Regions from separate parts of the Homo sapiens genome. Here region 2 is linked to region 1. The links are chromatin contacts, found by Hi-C in ENCODE. All regions are on one chromosome and are shown on one strand. Each heading gives the region's core, a stretch centred on a gene start or an enhancer-like site at or near the end of the contact. The rest is flanking DNA. Distances are from core to core; before and after follow the strand shown.

The links. A loop is a pair of places that touch in the nucleus more often than their neighbours do. Pooled maps may share reads with other maps.
Region 2: a loop to region 1 is called in a map of mammary epithelial cell, with 8 times the contacts of the local background. The contact joins two enhancer-like sites. A Hi-C loop is called at or near these places in 2 of 168 maps with a recorded cell type or tissue (lower lobe of right lung and mammary epithelial cell) and 1 of 50 pooled maps.

The regions. Positions count from the first base shown.
Region 1 is chr10:121,079,071-121,081,770 of GRCh38, reverse strand. No RefSeq gene overlaps it. Among named protein-coding and RNA genes, the nearest start is that of LINC01153, 98 kb to the left of the region's middle. Within about 2 kb of position 1,335, at least 4 of the 41 ENCODE cell types and tissues checked have a DNase peak (open chromatin) inside an H3K27ac peak, as active enhancers do.
Region 2 is chr10:121,112,068-121,114,767 of GRCh38, reverse strand. No RefSeq gene overlaps it. Among named protein-coding and RNA genes, the nearest start is that of LINC01153, 65 kb to the left of the region's middle. RefSeq lists an enhancer at 676-1,875. Within about 2 kb of position 1,272, at least 2 of the 41 ENCODE cell types and tissues checked have a DNase peak (open chromatin) inside an H3K27ac peak, as active enhancers do.

The sequences.
Region 1 (2,700 bases), core at 86-2,585:
TATAACTCTTACCGCTGTCCTTTCAAATTCTCCCCTTTCTCACCCCAAATCAACCCAGCTCAGCAATTTGCTAAGTGGATAACTTAATGTGTTTCCTTTCTCAGGAAACTGATTTGCATTTTAATGCAAGCTTCCTGGCACCTTGAAGACCATTAGAGACACCTAAAGGATTGAATCTAATGGTGTGAACCCTAGGTGCCAAGACCTAACATCTGGGTTCATAATTTCAAACATATGGTCCATTTCAGATCATGCCATCCACCAGCTGGCTGGGTGGTTCCTGCCAGCCTTTAGGGCAGCCACACACTTAGCATCTTCATTGCATCAACTTATTATTCTTCAAACTAAAAGCAGTTGTCCTCACTGCCGAGTGGGGGAAGGAGCTTTAGATTAGCTGCTAATGGTAACAGCTGTGATTTTCCGAGTGTCACGTGCTGCCATGAGCATGTCATCATTTTGCCACCTCTGTTCCTCACAGCAAACCTGTTTACGGTGGCAGAGTTACTCCCATTTTACAGATGAGAGCAACGAAAGCTCAGAAGGATTATATACCGTGTCCGGAGTCACAAAACTAGAGGTGAAGCGAAATCCAAACTCAGTTTCCCAAGATTTTATCCATCACACTATATCCCCGACCTGGGCAGAAGGAGACTCTGAGATCTACTTCCAATGACTCAAAGTCATGACGATAAGTTCCAACCAACAATATTTACTAAGCAGTTACTATGAACCAGGCAATAGGCTTTTCATGCATTTGATCTCCCCAAGAACCTAACATGGAAGGTCCTAACCTTACGCTCATTATATGATGAAGAGACTGAGAACTATGTAACTTGCCCAAGCTCCAGAGCAATAGAGCTGGAGCTCAAGCCCAGCTGTGGTCTCAGCCACCACTTTTTATTGCATTGCGATTGATTCACTATGTGACTTTTGGCAAGTCCCTTAACCCCTAGGAGGGGGAGGGGGATTTTCTCATCTGACAAATGAAGTTGTTGGCCTGGAAAATCGCTAAGGTGCCTCCCAGGGTTTCCACACGGACTGCCCCCCGTGATGAGATCAAAAAGTGGAGCCAGCCTGGCTGGCCTCCCATCTGTAGTCCCAGGGTTTATTTACCCTTGGTGTCTCTGGCGATGCAACAGCTCAACCATATGGGCTGCCCCACCCTGGGACAGGCTCAGTGACAGGCTGGGGAGCCAAGGTTCTGGTGTCTCTGAAGGAGGGAATTAGCCCTGGGCCACCGAGGCCTGGCTGTTTGGTCCTCTGCCTTGCTAGTCTGCTGGAGGCCTGCAGTCCTTGGATGGACTCTGAGCAGGCACCCACAAGCAGCTGCTCTCACACAGACAACCCTGTGGAGCAGAGCCCTTACTGGCTGCCTCTGCTGCTTTTATTGCTTCATTATCTCTCAAGTCAGAAAACGTGAGGGCTGCAGCTTTGGCTGCAATCTGTTAGTTCCCCAGCTCTCAGGGGCCCAGCTCCTGCTGAATCCAGCATATTCTGCTGTTCCTTGCCTTTTTTTATCATCATCGTTTTGCACACACCCTGAGCTCCCCGATTACAGATGCCCTTCTCTTCTTTGTCCCCAGTTTCACAGTAGCACTGCTCTGTGGCATTGAGGTGGAAAGTTAGAAAAGAGTTTACAAACTTGAATGTGCTGTGCTCAGATTCATTGCTTTTTTCTTTCTGTTGTTGATCCTCAGGAGGAGATGCCCTCCTGGGTACCCCAAAGCTGGAAGCTTGCAACTTTAATCTGCAGTCCCCTTTCAGTCATACTTAACAGATTGCTTTTAGGCATGTGTTAGCTATCCCAGATCCCAAGTGAGAGGAAGTGGCCCTACTTTCTCAGTACTGTACATAGATAGAGCTGGTTTTTCTGTTGCAGCAAGTTCTGAGGGCATGATCATTTATAGGATGATGAAGCTTGCCTATTTTCCTGCACTGGGTTAAAGGGCTACTTCTTTATTTCCAAATCTTCCAGCAATACCTGGAAAAACTACTGGAAATTTGTTTCAAAGACTTGTGATTGTACCAATCCTTCTATTCTTTAAAAAACTGAAGATACTAGGAGAATTGTTATTTCTTTATGCAGAGGAGGCATTCCATCTTGTAATGATGATATCGAAAGACAGACAAGAAAGCGATATCCTTTCAAAGGTATCTGGTCTGAAGAGGTACCTAAACTAGACATTATCTGGGCCCTATTTCTCTCTCAGGGGAGAGGTGGCTCTCCTGCTCCCACAGGGTATGTGGCTTACCCCCAAGAGGCGCTGAGCAGCTGCGCCCAGGGCTCTTTCTGGACTTTATCAAGTACAAGGGGCAAAGTATGTAAACAGCACATGTAATTGCAACTGCGGTTATTACCCCAAGTCAACCTGATCTTGCAGCAACCTGATCACTGGAGCCTTCCTTCACACAATCCAGAGACTCGGTCACCCCATGTCACCTCAGGCTGTGGGCCTAGGCTTGATGATGATGATGAGATTAACGCCATTTGCTTAGTTTAACGTAGGATTTGTGCTGGCTCTTATTAGATCAGCACCACTTGATGGTTACAAGGCTTTTTTCCAATGATGATTCTTGGAAATCACTTGAAACGGCTGACTCCGAGGCTGTATGAGGCTGTATGAGGCTGGACCTGAGAGGGCAGTGAGGAGGAGAGAAGCAGGCAGCATCCTTCAAAGCAGCTGAACTAGCCTGCTCCCT
Region 2 (2,700 bases), core at 23-2,522, 33 kb before region 1:
TGTATTGGTTGTGGGTTTGGTCCAGGTGTTATTTTAAAGCTGAATGGCTTGAGGAGTTTAAACTTTCTGCTCATCACTTAACCTTTGGGGTATGTTTCAGAGCCTATAGGAACTGCCCTGGAGGAATCCATGTGTATTTCTTAAGCAAATACTCTGAGATACTCTCAAGAAGCAGGGAGGTTCCTGTGGCCCAACTACCATTTATCAAACCACTCCAGGAATATTGGAGATAACATAAGTGTTTGAATTTTATAAAATTAAATAGAAAATTATTTCTTTAGGGTATTATTATCAAACATCCATTTACAAATATTTAATATTCTTAGCAAAAAATCCAATGATAGGGTCTGTAGAGGATACTAAAGGTTTGCTCAGATCTTGCCTTCTTATTTATCCCTGCTTAAAAAAAAAGTGAGACTCTATTCTGGGTACAGTCTGGTTTTGCAAAGCTTTAAATCTTCAGAGGAATATGTAGAAGAAAAGATCTGAGAACCCTATACGGAATTTGTTTTGAGTAAACCAGACAAAACTAGGAAGAACTAGATTGAGCTCTTTTGCTATGTAGCATGAAAAAGAATTATTCTGTGGGACAGACTAAAGCCACTTTGGGTGTATTTTTTCTCTAGGGCACTTAACTTTATTTATGGTCTCTGTTTCTTGTCACTTCTCAGGTTATCTGGGAACTTTCAAGGCATTTGCTGGCTGGTTAGTTTCTATTAATCAATGTAAGCATCGTCGCATCCTAAGCCTGGATTTTGCTGTCCTGGTAGATAAAGAGGTTATCATCATGTTATTCTCACATCTAACCTTTAGAAGTTAAAAAAATTAAAATTCCACTTCTGAGGATTTTCACAGATCTCTTATTCCAGTTTGATGTATGGAGGCGAGTGCTCAACTTGATACTCTTAGGATTAAGAGCAGGTTTGGGGCCCTTAGGGTTTTTATTTCTTAAATGTCTAACCCATTTCTGGGATATTTCCATAATATTCTTAACTAGCACAATATCCTCTACCCCAGAGGCTAAGAAGAAAACCAATGACTATTTCTTGCATTTGCAAGCCTTTGGGGCAAAGAGTCTTGTACTGTGGGTCTCTCAGAGCAGAGGGAGGCACAGATATTTTCAAGTACTGGTTGTATTCCATTTGATTAAAAGGTAAATACCTAGCATTTTTAAGAGATAAGTAAGTTGGAACTTAAAACACTTAAAAACAACCTATTGCAAGCTGCCCAGTATCTGATGACTCACAAGCCTTTCCAGGTGACCAGGGTTTGACTGAATGCCTGACTTGGCTGGGGATCCCAGGTGGCTGCTTGAACCTCTTGAGATGGTCTCTGACTAAGGACTGTGCCATTTGGGGGACATCTTTTCATATGATCCACTTGCTTCCTAGAATACGAGTGACGCCTCTCAGAGAGGGGCGAGGAGGCTGGCACGGAGGGACTTCGAGGAGATTGTAACTGGCAAATCTGCTTTGCCAAGGACCCTTCCAGCCTCCAGCCTGTGCCACCCCACTCTGATCAAACCTCTGAATCACAATTCATGTGATTTTGAAAAAGCACAACCCTGACCTTGTCACTACCCTGATGAAAACGCAAATGTCACCTTGTCACTGCAAGGTTACAACACTTTGGCGACCTCCTGCCACCCCCACTCCTTTCAGGATGAAGCCCAGATTCCTGTGTGTGCCCTGCAAAGCCCTGAAGGTCTGGCCCTGCTGCCCTCCAGCCTCAGCTTTGCTGCGCCCCCGCACTGGGAGCTGCAGACCTGGGAAAATGTTGCTTTCTCCCAGCCCTCTCCACTCTGCTGACTTCTCTGCCTGGCACCTTCACCTCCCTCTCTTTTTCTCAGCCTCTAGCTCAGATATCAACTTCCCCAGGGGGTCTCCCTAACACTCCCCTCCCTGAAATCTGAGCCACAGAGCCTCCACCTGCTCCCTCCTCTGGACTCTGGAACAAATCCATCCTCAGCATTGTGTCCTTGGGGCCCCAGCATGTGCCTGGCACGTTATGGATGTCCAGTAAATATTTGTTGAATTAATTTAAGCATAGTTTACAATTTTTTCCCTAGGTGGGGCTATGGGGCAGAAAAAAAAATGGTGGAGAGCCATTTGTTTTGCTTCCTCTTAATTTTTTTTTGAAAGTTATATCATTTGAGAATGTGTGTGTGTGTGTGTGTGTGTCTGTGTGTGTCTGCGTTTTAGTATCCTTCAGTATCTGCCATTTTGCAAAGGGCCTTTCTTGATCTATGGCTATCAGGACTGAATATCAGATAACCAAGAGCCTGGGGAGTGGTTTACTTGGATTTGGAGAGGTGAAACTGATGAATGGAGCCATTCCTTCATGATCTGAACTATACTTGTTTATAAATAATGAATAGTGATGAAGTATTTCCTCCTAGCTTTGTTTTGTTTTGTTTTGTTTTCCTTAAGACATCTTGCCTTGGGAAAGTGGGAGGAGAACTTGGAAAACTGTCCCTTGAAACATTCATTAACTGAAAAATGGGGAAAATATATGTCTCATGGAAATGCAGCTTAGCTATCATACATATGGAATGCATTTTATTCGAGTCAAAAAGTTTCTGAAGAAAAGAATCCCATAAATATACAAACTGCTTTATTTTGTTATTCAACTCAATTCAAAAAATGCTACAGGGAATTTAATATGAGAAACGTTGGCTTTTGAAGACCACACCTAAAATTT